Regions from separate parts of the Homo sapiens genome. Here region 1 is linked to region 2. Evidence: read pairs that join two places in POLR2A ChIA-PET (ENCODE). Cell type or tissue: A673. All regions are shown on one strand. Each heading gives the region's core, and the rest is flanking DNA. Links, peaks and the distances in the headings are about the cores only.

Region 1 (8,337 bases), core at 188-8,187, 120 kb before region 2:
GGTCTTCTTTTCCCTCCCCATCCTCCCAATAAAAGATACATCCACGTGAATTACACATACCCATACCATACAAAGTGAGTGACACTGTGGTAGAATTGAGGCTTCATAGAGAAATTCAGTGATGGAAATAGCACAATCACCACTGTTATCCCTAACATTCTACAAATACAGCATCATGTTTATTTGTAGAGATTACTTGCAACAGCCAGTAATAGCAATATTTATTAAGATTCTCAGATAACCAATGTGCATAGCCTTCCTGTGTCCCTATAAATCCCACATGAAGAACATATGATCTCAGCAGGGGTTTTAAGAGTTCACACTCACCGGCTGTGACTTAGGTTACATCAATAACCTTTCTGGGCTTCAGCTGCTTCCTGCCTACATTGGAATAATCAGTAGCTAGCCAGGTGACTTCGTGAGATCCTCGCCAAGTGTGAGAAATATTATCACTATTTTATTAATGACCAAACAATATACAGTTGCTCCTTGAATGACACAGGTTTGAGCTGCATAGGTCCATTCATATGTGAATTATTTTCAACCCAACACAGATTGAAAAACCTGTGTTTGGAGGGCTGATGTTCTGTATACATGGGTTTCACAGGGCTGACTATGGGACTGGAGGATGTGCGAAATTTGGTATGGGAGGTGGTTCTGGAACCAATCCCTTGCGTATACCTCGGGATGACTATACTATTGACTGACATTGCTATATTTTTCCCATACCACTTAAAGACACTATCTGAAAGTAGGGCATTTGGCATCCATGTATACAAATATATACATAATATAATATTACCTATTTAAATAACTGGCAATAAAGTTTTATGGACCATAAAACTGAATAAATAAGGGGGATCAGTGTTCTTAGTATTCTGGATTTCGCCGGTGCAGTGAATAAACCAAGTCATGTGAACATGCAGAAATTACCTCATGCCTGCATTCATTGCTTTCTATTCGCATTTGCTGAACATCAATTTTGTCCCAGGCACTGCTATAGACACTTGGGCTACAACAGGGAACAAATCAGACGAAGACCCCTGCCCTGCTTGGTGGAGCTTATGAAGTGAGGAGAGATAGGCAAGAAAAAATTAACATGATAAATACATAATTTACAGGCGTCTGAAGGTGGAAGGTGATAAGAGATAGAAGAAAAAAGGAAGAAGGAGGGTAAGGGGTCTAAGAACTTAGAGAAGGCGGCAGCAATTTTAAACTTGGTGGTCGCAGAGTAAGCTTCACTGGGAAGGTGACACCTCAGCCAAGGCTGGAAAGAGGAGCCAGCCATCTGGATATCTGGGGGAAGAGGCTTCTGGAAGAAGGCGCAGCCAACGCAAACCTCGAGGGCCAGGAAGCAGGGCTGAAGTGGCACCAGGGAAAGGGAGTTTGTAGGAGGGATGAAGAGAGTGAAAACGAAAGTTAGGGGTTGGAGGGCAGACCATGCAGGGCTTTACGCTGTTGTAGAAACCTGGAATTTCTGAGTGAAATGTGGAGCCACTGCAGGCTTTGAGCAGGCAGTGACAGGCTCTGATTTACAGGGTAATGAGAGAGAAGCAAATGCCACAGAGAGGCCTTTATTGAAAAGAAACATCCCGGGGCAATCTGAAGAACTTAAGGGCTCATGAATGAAGTTACAAGTTGCCTTAAAGTTGTAGTAGGACCAGGTTTCAGAATCTGGGTGCCCATGCCCCTGTTTGAGCCACTCGGTCACTTCGTTTAGGTCTCTGTGAAAATATCACCTCCCACAAGAGGTCCTCCATGATTGCATTGACCTAAAATCACAACCCCCTCCCCCTTCGCTTGACTTTATTTCCTTATCCTGCTGCTTCATTTTTCTTCAGAGCGCTCATCACTCCTTGGCAACAAATACTATATGTATTATTTCCTATTTCTGAGTAGAAGGTAAACTCTGAAATGGTAAGATTTTGCAATTGTGGTTATCACTGTAGCTCCATACCGAGGCAACTCCTTGGCACGGAGGGAGCACCTGGTGCCAATTTGTTGAATGAATAAATACATACATAGCCCGGGAGCCAAGGAGAACTTTGTTTAATTAAACTTTGTTTAGTTTGTTTAAATTAAGTTCAAATTTAAGCAAATAGGTCATAAGATTGAGGAATAAATAAAAATAAACTGTCGAACTATAGATTATTTTACACCATTAATTGGTTTAACATTTTTACTATTTATAGTGTTGGCAGTTCACCTTAACATTTAAGTTGTGTTCTTTATAAAACAATCATATTGTAGAAAATCAGGAAAATGAGAAAAAAAGAACCTATAATTTTCTGTCCATGCTACCATCACAACTAACATAATTTAAAATTTCCTTTTATGTGGTTTTCAAAGTGTGCTGCATTCTTACCTGGCCTCAATATATCTAGAGATCAAACTATTTCCTCTGATTTTAAAACTTTTATCTAAATCTCTGGATTGTAAAATTATGTGATTCAATATGGAAGCCAATAATAAAAAAAAAAGCTGTTGAATAACTATGCTCTTCTTGTCTAACACACTCTGTTAAATGAGGAATCTCTGTGCCGGTTCAGTCGACATTTGAGATTACTTTTCTTAGACCCAAGCTCTCATTTTGCCTGAATTAAATTCATTGACCAGTTTGGGATTTTAACCCATGAAGGAAAATGGAAAGAATTTTGAGAACTGTCAGAGTAATAAAACCTCATTAATTTTGTGTGTACTCTGCCCAAATAATTACGACTCTCAAATCACTAGTTTATTTTCATGGTTTCTATGAACAAGTGGGGCATTATCAGGCAAAATCAATAATGTAAAAAGCACTGGAAGGGAAAATCCTACCTACTAAAGACAAATTATCTTCCACCACATTAGTAGTATCGTGCACACAAACAGCATAACTGCGGCACAAACAGAGGTGGGGCCTGGAGGCTGCATGCAGGTGGACAGGCTGACACAGTCATTACAAATCAATGCGGCAGCTGTCAGGGTCCATGCATCGCTGGTGGAAACGATTTTGCTGCCGGTAACTAGCTAGAGTCATGTGCGCTAACACAAGGAGATGGTGCAAAATGAGGAATGACCAGCCAGGCAATATGGAATGATTGCTCCGAATCTATGAGATTTATCCTTGAAATGAACAACTTAAAAAAAGAAAGTCTCTTTGCCATTTGCCGTTCATCAGGTTGCGGCAATAAAATTCTATTTGCTTTACCCCCCGAATCTCAGATACAGGAAAAAGAATGATATTATAGAAAGGGAAGAACAAATGACAGGAAAATGACTTGCTTAGAGGCTAAGAGGAAAGCCAGGTGGAACCGAATTCGGATACAGAAGACCGGGTTCTCGGTGGACACTGACACGAAGGCCATTCTGAGGAGGTCACAGATCTTTGTACTTTTTAAATCCTCAGACAAAAGGGGACAGTGATGTCCACTCTTCTGAATTCTTGGGCCTGTTGATAGGGTCACCTAGGGTGAGGCACATAAAAGGTTTGAAGAAAATATAAAGGACAATGATGATGATGATGAGACTACCAACAATCACAGCATGTTAACCCTTATTGAGAATTTATAGATTGCTATAAAGTCACTGTTATAAAAAAGTCACTGTTCTATTTCATATGTGCTATCTCCTGTAATCCTCATCACAACATCACCCATACTTTCAGATAAAGCAAGAGAAGCACAGAGAAGTCAAGCAACTTGACTAAAGTTGCACAGCTAGTCAACAGTGGAACTAGAATTGAAACTGATTCCAGGGCTCATGCTCCTAACTGTAGATATACTATAATATGAGGCAATGAGATTAATATCCACAGAGATACAAAATGAGTGCTTTTATCAGAAAATCCCATAGAAAACACAAACCTATACACTACTATGTGCAACGAAGTTTTCATTTTAGCCTGTCTCTTCTTCTCCTCTTCCCAACATCCAAACAGTAAACATTTTTGAGCATCTAAACTATATCAGACATGATTTGGGGCTTGGGGAATCGCAGCCTCTGAGGCCCCTGCTCTCCTACAGTTTATGTGCTAGTGAGCAAAGTCAGTCAACAAACAACAGAAAGAACAGACAGTGATAAGTGCAAGGATCAAAGTAAAACAGGAAGTTGTGGTGACAAGTGACATGTGGGGACTAGACTGGTCCTTCCCTCTGCAATCACTTATTTATGTATGTATGTACAGATTTACTTATTTATTTCCTTTTTTGAGACAGAATCTTGCTCTGTTGCCCAGGCCAGAGTACAGTGTGCAATCTTGGCTCACTGCAACCTCCACCTCCTGGGTTCAAGTGATTCTCCTGCCTCAGCCTCCCAAGTAGCTGGGGCTACAGGCGCATGCCACCACACCCGACAAATTTTTGTACTTTTAGTAGAGACAGGGTTTCACCATGTTGGCCAGGCTGGTCTCGAACTCCTGACCTCAAGCGATCCACCGCCTTGGCCTCCCAAAGTGCTGGGATTACAGGCGTGAGACACCGAGCCCGGCCCGCAGCCACTTACTGAGTGCAGGTCCTGTGTCAGCTCCATGTGTGCTGATGGAGAAAGAAGCAAGTGTGACAGAGGCACAGCGCCTGCTCTCAGGGAACTCCTAACTGTTGGTGAGGACTTGGGGCACCAACAGTCTGGAGTTCCTTGAGAGCAGCCTAAGGGACCCTCCAGTCTCAGGGATCCTGTTTCTTTCCCTATCAAATGAGGCTTTTGCTCCAACAGTTTGTGACTTCTTTTTATAAGTCAGGAAGCCACTTAGGCAATTCTTATCTTAACCCAGTTATTAGATGTAACGGAAATAATAAATGCTACTGTACATGTATTCTCTACTTCAGAATATTCCTGAGGGAGAAGAGGGATTGTTTAAGTGGATCTGAACAAGTTTTGGCTGTAACAATAATATTTATTTAAGCACTCGGGTGCTTATTATATAATATTATACCTTTAGTTAAACATTTTCCATCTCTCCTGGGGGGTGAATATGGGGAAAGGAGCTTATGATGAAGCATGGAGATTTAAAGTTAGAACAAGGGAGGGGCCGGGCGCGGTGGCTCACACCTGTAATCCCAGCACTTTGGGAGGCGGAGACGGGTGGATCACCTGAGGTCAGGAGTTTGAGACCAGCCTGGCCAATGTGGTGAAACCCCATCTCTACTTAAAAAACAAACAAACAAACAAACAAACAAAAAAACAAAAGTAGCCGTGCATGGTGGTGCGCACCTGTGGTCCCAGCTACTCAAGAGGCTGAGGCAGGAGATCCACTGGAACCCAGGAGGCGGAGGTTGCAGTGAGCTAAGATCCTGCCATTGCACTCCAGCCTGGGCGACAGAGGGAGGCTCTGTCTCAAAACAACAACAACAACAACAACAAAACAAGGGAGGGTTGGGGGATCATACAGGCAGCAAGACATTGAAGAAATGCAAGAAAAGTATGGATTCTTTTCCTGGAGAGCTTAATCCATCAAAAAAGTGGTATGCTGGTATGGTCATACACAGAAATCGATGGATAAAGCTGGCTTACCATAGGGCTTGCTTGACCCCAGGAGGTTCTGATAATGACAGAACGTAGTTTGGAATCATGCACCTTCACATTCTGCCTCCATTATGCCTTGCCACCAGGGCAGGGCAAGAGCTAGGCCACTTTTCTCTTGCATTTCAGGCTAGTAATTTGTGCTAAGAGAAAATACTTCAAAAGTACCACGGGGAAGGCCCATGACAAGAATGAAGGAGGTCAGATTCACCAGAGGAATAAGAACCAACCCACAAAACAGTGGAGTCTGAAAGATGCGCCAGAACCCAGAAGTACCACCTGCCTCGTTGTAGTAGAACACACGAGGCATGTAGAAGACCTACAAAAACACAGCAAATGGACTGCGTCGGCAGATTACAGGACCACTTTGACTATCAGGACAGATTGTTAAAGTAGAATATTATGTGATTTAATAATCTGGCCCACCAGATAACACCTGCATGAAACAATCAGAAGACCTGACATAGAAAATCACTGTTGATGATTTTAACAAGATTGGAAGTGACAGTCTGTTATTTCACTTAAAGCGCTAACAGAGGGAGTGTGGTCCTCAGAGTGAGAGAAAGAGATAAGAGGGAGAGGAGGGAGGAGGAAGAAGAGGAAGGAGGAGCAAGAAGAGAAGGTGCACGCATGCAAGTTCAATTGAAAATTGCAAAGGCCGGGCGCGGTGGCTCACGCCTGTAATCCCAGCACTTTGGGAGGCTGAGGTGGGAAGATTGTTGAGCCCAGGAGTTTGAGACCAGCCTGGGCAACATAGTGGGACCCTGTCTGCACAAAAATACAAAAATTGGCCAGGTGTGGTGATACACACCTGTGGTCTCAGCTACTCAGGAGGCTGAGGCGAGAGGATCCCTTGAGGCTGGGAGGTCAAGGCTGCAGTGAGCCGTGATTGCATCACTGCACTCCAGCCTGGGCAACAGAGCAAGAACCTGTCTCCAAAATATATACATAATAAACTAAAATACCATAAAGCTCTTAGAAAAGAGGAGTGAAGGATACTTCATATGCCATGTAGTTCACTGCATACGTTCATATTCAAAGGCAATAATTCAATAAGCAAAGGACACGTGGTATTCACCAGCAAATATCTGTGGACACATTCACAGAGCATTTGAAGCACCATAATATTATCATTTCCAATATCTTAAATGTACAGTCATATATCACAAATTTATCTCCTTCAATTTATTCTATTGTGGCAAGATGGACCACCAAAAGCAAACAAACAAACAAACAAAAACAAGTTAAGGAAATCCTAGATGAGTATGGATTTCTCACACTTGTCTTGGGAATACTTAGTTGCTGAAAGGGCCTAAACAGGTGACTGCACCCTGGTCGTGTGTATTTGCATGCCAACAGACTCACAACCAGTGCCTGCATCATTCCCGGGGCCACATCATTTTGCTTAGCCTCCTGTGGTTTGATTCCAATGCTCAGAAAAGGGAGTTTTATTTCCTTCGTCTCATATGATGCTGACAGCTTCAGCACTGTCTGCTATGTTCTCTTTTCTCTCTAGAACTGTCTGGAGTTTTAATGGTTCAAATCCTGATATCTGGTGATGCAGAAAATGAAATGGAACTCCAAGCAATATGCATGCAGATTCCACGCATGACTCTTTGACCCGGGGATGACAGACCAATCCTCCTTACCTTTATCATAGATTTCCTTCAGGACTCCTCGCTTTATCAGCTCTTCTCTGCTTTGCCTCATAGATATTTTCCTTTCCAGGGCTACAAACAAAAGACAAACAGGGAGGCAGATGTGAGTAGGTAACAAAGTTGTCTTCTAAAGGATCCTATGTTAACACATATGGCAATGTAACATACGAGAAAGCTTCTGTAAATCGTGCTTTGCTAATGTGAGCTAATGAGACATACCAGTTAATATGTTTTGATACTATCATAATAAACCTTTTAATCAGATGATGTCATTTAAGCTTCCAAATAATCTTCAAATTACCACCTATGACAGGGTAGGCATTCTTTTTTTTTTCTGAGACAGAGTCTCACTCTGTTGCCCAGGCTGGAGTACAGTGGCGCGATCTCAGCTCACTGCAACCCCTGCCTCCCAGGTTCAAGCGATTCTCCTGCCTTAGCCTCTTGAGTAGCTGGGACTACAGGCACATGCCACCACACACAGCTAATTTTTGTATTTTTAGTAGAGACGGGGTTTCATGGTTTGAGCCAGGATGGTCTTGATCTCCTGACCTCGTGATCCACTTGCCTTGGCCTCCCAAAGGGCTGGGATTACAGGGGTAAGCCACTGTGCCCAGCCAAGGTAGGCGTTCTTATTTAATTGAACCCCAATTTATGGTTGAACCTGTAGCACAGAAAAGCTCAACAACTTGTCAGAGTCACATCGCTATTGAGTAAAGGAACTGGGATTCAATGCTAGAAATGCCACCTTGGATGTCAGCCAAACCTCATGTCTTACTGAACTTTCCTGAACATGGTACTTCCTCCCAGGAGGGACTGCTGTTTCAATGATCTAGTTCATAGAGATCATGCCTCACTGAGGATTCTGTTGCTTTCCAACTATTTTAAAAAATGGTGTGAAAATATCTTCTGAGAAGTTCTCTGGTGTGGCCTCCCAAGGTCCGGAGGTGATACTGTCTAAAGGTAGGGGTGGCTTCCATGGCACGGCCCCTCCACTGCCTTCTTCTCTTAGGCTCCAAGCTGGAACAGCCAAATGGAGAAGGAACCATTCAGTTACCCAGTGCACCTCCACCATGGCCCCACCATGCACCTAGGTCAAGTGCTTGGGAAGGTGGCAGCGGGGCTGGAGGAAGGAAGAGGTAACAGTGGGTGTGCTGGGGGGCAAATCAAGTAGAAACAACCC
Region 2 (8,337 bases), core at 74-8,073:
TGGAAGGCTTAAGTGTGAGGATGGCTCAAGAGTGAGCCAACTTATGAACACAGTTTGAAAAGGAAGGGAAGGCTTGGTGCGGTGGCTCACGCCTATAATCCCAGCACTTTGGGAGGCCAAGGCAGGTGGATCACCTGAGGTCAGGAGTTCAAGACCAGCCTGGCCAACATGGTGAAACCCTGTCTCTACTAAAAACAGAAAAATAAGCTGGGTGTGGTGGCATGTGCCTGTAATCCCAGCTACTGAGGCTGAGGCAGGAGAACTGCTTGAACCCAGGAGGCAGAGGTTGCGGTGAGCTAAGATTGCACCATTACACTCCAGCATAGGTGACAAAAGTGAAACTCCATCACACACACACACACACACACACACACACACAAAGAAATGGAAACCAAAAAACAGGTCTCAGGATAAAGTGGTCTCCCATTGCAGGAACCAGAGAAAGAAAGGGATGAAGGCAAGTGGGAGAGCAGGGCGTGGCCTGCCATGTTTTGGAATCACAAACAGCCTTTTTTGGAAATGGAGCATGTAAAGACAGCTTCACTTTGGCCTGCTCAAAGGTGGCTACCTCATGCTGTCTGGAGAAAATGCTGAGCCACACATGAATCAGCTTGAATGTCAACTGCCAGGACTGAGCATGTTGAATCAAAACGTTGGAAGCTGGGCAGCTGAGCTCCTTCAGAAGGCTGAAGTGAGGAGAGAGCCATGGGCAAGCAAACTCCTGGGGTCTTTCCTGCTCTACCATCCAAGAGAACACTCTTTGAAGGACCACACAGTTTGGGCTCCCACTTATGACAAAACTGGGTTTTGTTTTACCCATAGGGTGGAAATGATTGGGAGATGATTTTTCTTTCTCCTTAGACAGGCCAGAAAGAAAATATTTGATGTATGCATGATTTTAATGACAAGAACCAAAGTACCTAGGCCAGATGGTGTTCTGAACCCCAGCCCTGGTGGCAACCTGGGATTACTCTTGGTGGGCTCCTAGGGCATGCAGCGGGAGGAGCTGGGCCGGGGCTCGGGGCGCTCCTCAGGTACACCATATTTCTCATGGTGGTTTGGCTTTCAAAAGGCTTGTGCAAAGATGGCATCACCTTGGCTTTCTGCTGGCCTAGAAAGTGCTCGTCATACAGTATCCCAGGGAGCAGCCTGGAATGAAGGAAGCATGGTGTCTGTGCCATCTGATGTCTAGTCAGAGTCAGCACCAGAGGCAGGAGGGCAGCCCATTTGGGACCCCAGTGGAGATCTCCCCATGTGCTAAATGCTCCTAGGGTTTTTGGAGGACCTAAGATTCTCATAAATTGGATTCTTGTTTCTTAACCCTAAGTGAACTCAATAACAGAACGTTTATGTTGCAGGATCTGATAACCTTCGCTTTTGCTTGTAATTAGAAGGGGTTATATACCTCCCTTATTTCACCACCCTAGGAATGGGAACCAAAGATCAGAGTGGAGGTAAGGTAGGCTGTCAGCTCACTACGCTGAAGCAGCAGCACTGCCTTTTTTTTTTTTTTTTTTTTTTTTTGAGACAGGGTTTTGCTCTGTCACCCAGGCTGGAGTGCAGTGACATGATCTCAGTTCACTGCAACCTCCACCTCCCAGGTTCAAGCCATTCTCATGCCTCAGCCTCCTGAGTAGCTGGGACAACAGGCGTGCACTACCACACTCGGCTAATTTTTGTATTTTTAGCAGAGACAAGGTTTCACCATGTTGTCCAGGCTGGTCTTGAACTCCTGGCCTCATGTGATCCGCCCACCTTGGCCTCCCAAAGTGCTGGGACTACAGGTGTGAGCCTCCACGGCCAGCCTGCGCTGCCTTTTCCTGCCCTGCAAAATGACGCCACACAGGTGCCCAGCCATTCAGAAAGGTCCCTTTTATAAATGTACTGTCACTTTCAGAGCTACCTTATCATAAATAAATGAAGGGTTGATATGAATTATCAGGCATATGAGGACACTATTTTTCCTTTTTCATTCTAGAATAAGTCATGCCATACACTTATAGAGGCTGGATCTCTTGGAAGAGTTTCTGACAACCTAGAATTGATTAACTAGAAGATTTTTTGTTGTTGTTTTTTGATTTTTTTTTTTTTTAAAGAGTAAAACATGTTTATTCTAAAAATCCAGAGTGCCTACCTGGTTTCATTAGGAATGGGATGGGGACGTAAAGTGGGGAGTGGATGGGACAAAGATTGGGCATTAAAGAGGGAAAATGATGGGGACAACAGAGACTCTTTTAGCACAGAGAGGTTGCCTGGTTAAAGGAAAAATATACACCATGAAGGAGCTGGGAGATAAATCAACAAGGCCATGTTGTCCAAGAGCTATTAAACACAGACACGATGCCTGAGAGAGTACTCATGTTAACATCGGTGAGTACGAGGATCACTGACCTTCACTGCCCTCACTTCCTTCTTTCAGGCTCTTCTGCGCCTCTGTGCACCACCCTCCTCCACCCCATCCCTTAGCATCCAGTCAAAGAGGGATCCAATTTATGTATTAGCACCAAGCTGTGGACACTGATACTGGCTGAGCATATGGTAATGAGACAGCAACATTTAACTAAGGCTTTATCTGTCTGAATCCAAAAACTGGATGACTTGAGTAATGCAAGTCCCGGTGGGGATGGGTAGGAGGAGGGAGCTCTGGTGCTCCTCAGCTGCTTGGACACACAGGTGGCTATCTTTCTACCTAGGAACCATCAGAGGAAACGCCACTTACATTCCACACAAAACAACACCCACACCCCAGATGCAACCATTACGCCACATCATGACATCTGGCAGTCTTCCCCACTACATCTCTGGAGGGAGAGGTCAATGTTTACATTGAGAGAGTTGCTTATCAATCTTATTGCTTGCAAGAATGGTAGTCCTCATGGGGGAAGAATCAATAGTGTGTGCATGCCTATATGACAGAGTCCTGTGGTCTGGGAGTGGTGGAGAAAGGAGGGAGGCTCCATATACCTGGACCCAAACTTCTCAGCAGATTTGCTCAGGCTCTTGGCCAACTTCCTCCTTTGTCTCTGGCTTCTACAGAGTTCTGCCTGGTAAAGGCAGCTCTCCCCACTGCCGGAGGCAAGTTCCTAGGGATGCTTTCATCATAGGTGTACTGCTGCCTCCTGCACTGTGGACAGGCAGAGCTGCCCTTTAGTGGCCCCCTGGGAAAACACTGTGCTGACATACAATGCGGGGAGATGGGAAGGAAGGAAAACTCAGGGATCCATAGGTCCAAAGATGGCCCATGTTTCTGTTAATTTGCTCCTGAAGCATGAATTGACAGCCAAGAATACAAGAACATCCATAAATCCTGGTGCCCTAAGATGTACTAATTTTAAAGAAAGCAAGAGGGTGGCTCTACTGGTTTTGGAATCGTAGGCCACTGTATCAGAAAGAGGCCACATGACTAATGCGGTTTATGGGACTCTGCGTTTCCTCCTAAAAGGAGGGGGGATTGTAAACGGTACAGTGTTTCCTTAGGTATCGGTGCTGATGACTATTATGACGGTAAAGATGATCATTGATGATGACGATGATGATGACAGCATCCATAACAGCTAACATTTTTCAGTCACTAAGTCTATTCCAGACACTGATCTAAGCACTTAAAATGTGTTACCTTATATAATCCTCAAATTAAACTTGTGAGCGAGGGCTATATATTATCCCCATTTTAGAGCTGGAGAAATTGAGAAGGGACTAATGAATAGGAAAAAGTGATTCTCGAAAGAAGAGAAACACATGCTTTTAATTAAGACATGCCTATTTGCAAGAATGTCTCCTCAATGTGTGAGAGTCTGGCTTTTTGAATCTTTGTATTACTCACTAAAGTCATAGGAGGGCTTCAGGGATGAGGGAGGAAATGAGCTGCTTTTTTGAAAAGGCTGCAAAACAGATGCCAATTATAAATTGATCCTACTGTAGCAAGGGAAAAGAGGAGCTGTCTTACCATAAAATGTCATATAATATAGATGTACACCTGTCTGTAGGTGCCCTGGCGAATACCCGCCCTAGATCACTAGGACAAGAAGAACCGGTAGGACATTATCTGCTAAGGACCTGTGCTCAAGCTACAATTACGAACTCAGCGGGTGTCAGTCAGGCCTGGAATAGGCTCAGATATGCTTCACTTAGAAAATGCTAACCATCGTGTATAGGGGAAAAATATTACGAAACTAGGAGGATGTGGGTCCAGATCCGGAATCTACCACCTAATAGCTGCTGGTGGAGGTGAGTTCTTTCTGGCCCCCACCAGGTGGCAAGGGCTTCCTCATTCTCCTCTGGAGAGTCACTCCTCCTCTCCTCGCACTCTGGGTGGTTCAGGAAGTTCATCTCCGTCCTGACGCCAGAGGTGGGCATGTGACCCAGTGCTGGCCAATCAGAGCATTGCATCTCCACCCTCCACCCACAGTAATTAATTCAGGGATGAGTCATTGAGCTTGGCCAGGCAATGAGACTCAATGCTGGAATTTGTTGGAACTACTGATAAACATGCTCTTTCAACTGGGATTGCAGATTACATAGGCTCTAAGCCTAATCAAAGTAGGGGTCACAAACTAAAACATCTTCATTTAGCCTTGGTTAATATTAAAAGAATTTCCAGGTCACAATGATGATTCATAAGCGTTGAGAAGAAACGATCCTATTATGTCAAATACTTCATATTTCCTAAGAACTGTGTTAGAAGGATGAAGATACTTCTATTCCATGAACACAGGGCAATGAAGAGAGCACATTGTGAACAGACCAGACAGGTAGGGAGGAAAGTTCCTATTTAAATTTAAAATTATAAAATTTTAAATATTTAAATTTAAAATTATACAGGTTCTATATTGTTAGACTTATTGAGCTAATAGATGTTATTATCAAAATTCTTCCTTAGATATTCAGTACAAAATTCTTGTTTTATCTCCCAGGAATGTATCCTTCAACCACTAACACATATAATGACTACAAAAACTTATAAAACATTCTGTTGTTCATTTAATCTATAGAATACATTTGTGTTGGCAACAGAACTTATTTAAATTGTAAATAAACTCCCAAGTCTTGTGTTAATCCAAAGCAACAATCTTTAAATAACGTAGACCCTTTTTTCATCTTAAATCTTTAGACCCTAGGGTCTGATATTCTTCTTGCAGTTAAATAAATAGTGCCTTTTACAGACTCAAATCCCACCTCAACAAAGCCTGGTTTCCCCTGCAGGGGTAAGCAAACTCTTTCTGTTAAGCCAAATAGTAAGTACTTTAGGCTTTATGGACCATATAGAGTCTGTTGAAGTACTCTACTCTGCTGATGCACTGTAAAAGCAGCAGTAGACTAATATGCCCAAATGGGCATGTCTGTATTCCAATAAAACTTTATTTATAAAAACAAGCATCTGGCCTGCATGGCCATAGCTTGTTAACCCTTGTCCTATAGAGCTGTGGATAATCTTTCAGCCTCCCCAGCGCCACCCCCCACCCGCCTTTTTTTTTTGAGATGTAATCTCACTTTGTCACCCAGGCTGGAGTTCAGTGGCTCTATCTCCGTTCACTGCAACCTCCACCTCCCAGGTTCAAGCGGTTCTTGTGCCTCCACCTCCCAAGTAGCTGGGATTACAGGTGCACACCACCACGCCCAGCTAATTTCTGTATTTTTAGTAGAGACAGGGTTTTGCCATGTTGGCCAGGCTGGTCTCGCACCCCTGACCTCAAGTGATCCACCCACCTCGGCCTCTCAAAGTGCTGGGATTACAGGCGTGAGCCACCATGCCCAGCCCTTTCAGCCACTTTAATGGCAGAGGCTGCCTGAGAATTGAGCCACAACAGAGACAAAGAGAACAGAGATGACTCAATGAAACTGAAACCTCATTACATCACTTGGTCTTCTGGATCCAGCCCTGCCTGAAACCACTATAACCCTGAATATTTTCCTTACACGAAGTAATAAATTCTCTTTTTTACTTACACTAGGTTGAGTGGGGTTCTCTTTTACTTGCAACTAAAAGGGTTCTAACAAATTCACTGTGTGACCTTAGGAAAGTCCCATCGGCTTCCTCTCTGTAAAATGGGGATAATACAGACTTATAAAGATAAATAGGCATATACTAAAAGCATTCTTTTGGGGCACAGAACATGGGCTCAGCTAAAGTTATCTAAAAGTGAAAAGTCTCCTCTGGTATCAGCTTATTACCACCTGGCTAATAAGCGTTCCACTAGGGGTGAAATTCGTTACCATGTCACCACTAGAATATCCCTTAAGGACTTACATGAATTTAAACAGTTTTGGAGGCTCTCAACTGTGCTGTCTCTTCAGACTAGTGGATCTCAAAATTTAGTGCATATAAGAATCAACTGAAGTACCTGTTAAGAATTTTAATCCATCTCAGACCTACTGAACCAGGAATATGAATGCATAAATAAGCAGCCCAGGTAACTTTGACGGCAGTGTTCTGAGAATCACTCTTTTGAGGCCTGCAGTATTCCTAATGAACCCTAGGATCCTACTCCCTTCTTCCCAACTATATCCATTGCCTTCAGGTGGCTGGCTAAGAAGAAAGATCCTTAGTGTAGAAAATTCCATCATACTTCAGTGCTGCCTGCCAGTCCCTAAAACGTGAAATCACTGGGAATAATTTTAAAATGCCTAATGTTCATGTAGTGCTTTATTCTAAGTGCTTTTAGATCTATTATCTCATTAGATCTTCACAACACCCCCATTATGTAGGTGGGGTATAACATTTCATTTGTTTCTCTATATATGACTATGGTACTATTTTCTCAAAGAATCGAATTACAATTTAGCCTTTTAATGGCTCTGAGAAGGTCTACAATAAACCTTTTAAACTCTGTTGAACCCTTTATTTTCCAAACTTAATTTAATCACAAATATGGTTGGATAGTGTTTTTTTGTGGGACACCATTAAGGTCTTATAGACTTGTGTTCCATGAAACACAATTTATCAAATGTTGAGTATCGTTTTGTACCATTCTATAGTTAAAGGAACCGAGACACAGAGGAGTCAAGGGATTTGCCTAGAATGTGGCAACTCACACAAAGTTGCCGTGGTCCAGGACTGAGTCTAGAGACGTATCATCACACATCTTTTCCTGTGGATGGTTTGAGGATGCTCAAGACCAGGCAGTGCAGGCTTTTTGATTCAACCTTTGCAAAATCTTTCCCTCCATTAATACTGTCAAGGTTAATACACTCCTGGACATTTTTTCTCTCTTGAACTCATTCCAAAATCTCATGATAACAGCCACTCTGTTACCTATTAAGTGTAGGATGATAGAGAACCTGATGAAACTTTACATTCCATTTGAGAATCACTTCTTGAGTCTACTTCCTTTTAAGCTCAGATTTCTCATTTTCTCTCTCTGATGACATTACCCTGTTTCCTTATGTAGCTCCCATTACCTCCCAGGTGAGTTTTTCAGTGCCATTTATCATTTGTTTAGTGACGAGGTGAAATCCAAATAGTACTGCTGAAGTGAGTATTTTTGCAAGGGTGTTGATCCTTGCTAAAACATTCTTCTCTTCTGTGTGTGTGTGTGTGTGTGTGTGTGTGTGTGTGTGTGTGTATGTATTTTAATTACCACCAGTGGCTCTAACTTGGACTTGTTTTGATTATTACTCAGAAAGTAAGGAACCCTGCTCATATCTTTGTCAAGACTTTCACAAGGAATTCTTAATTTTCCTTGTCTCAGAACACAGAAATTGACTTCCATTAGTCTTTTTTCAGAGGTAAATGTCGTATTATTTTTGTCCTGTTAATTCCTTTGGGGACTTTTTATTATTCTTCTGCATGAAAGATGTTAAATTTTTAAAGAGGTCTCAACAGAGAAAGTCACCTGTTAATTTTGCCACATAGGAAGCTCTGAATTCACATTTGATTTAGTGTTTATTTTTAAATTATTATTTTCCTTAAGTTCTTTCTTCCAAATGTCTGGATATAATGACCTCAGAGCCTAGAATTGGGACTTTGAACATCAGGTTTAAGTGCATTTAATCATGACTTGCTGTGTAACCACAGGCAAGTTAATCGGCCTCTCAAAACTACATTTCCTTAACTACAAAAAATGGGAATAGCAATATCTAGCTCTCTGATTGCATATACAACCATTATATTAATACATGGAAACTCTAGTATAATAAGTGGCATTTTGTGGGTGCTCATTAAAGATTTCCTGACTCCAAATTTAGAGTGTTGATTGCTTATAACCGTTTCAGTCTGTATACACTCTTGATTTTACTTGAATCTCACACGAGGGTGGTGGCTGGTGGGCAGGGTCCTGTGTCTCAGCTGGAGGGTAAGTGAAAGAGCAGCTAATGACTATCCAATAAGACTCATCAATG

The links. ChIA-PET counts read pairs that join two places held together with the same protein. Peaks named below come from ENCODE experiments on the same cell type or tissue, not always from the same donor. Only the 100,000 strongest peaks of a DNase experiment are listed, where the experiment ranks them.
Region 1: POLR2A ChIA-PET joins it to region 2 with 6 read pairs; 2 of 35 experiments call an interaction of 5 or more read pairs at or near these places.

The regions. Positions count from the first base shown.
Region 1 is chr6:13,159,096-13,167,432 of GRCh38, reverse strand. PHACTR1 (phosphatase and actin regulator 1) reads right to left here. Exons shown (of 15, transcript NM_030948.6): 6 at 7,149-7,229. Among named protein-coding and RNA genes, the nearest start is that of TBC1D7, 170 kb to the left of the region's middle. In A673, for the core only: no CTCF peak of the experiment used is centred there; no DNase peak of the experiment used is centred there.
Region 2 is chr6:13,040,565-13,048,901 of GRCh38, reverse strand. All of the region lies in intron 4 of PHACTR1 (phosphatase and actin regulator 1), which reads right to left. Among named protein-coding and RNA genes, the nearest start is that of TBC1D7, 280 kb to the left of the region's middle. In A673, for the core only: no CTCF peak of the experiment used is centred there; a DNase peak (open chromatin) is centred at 4,321.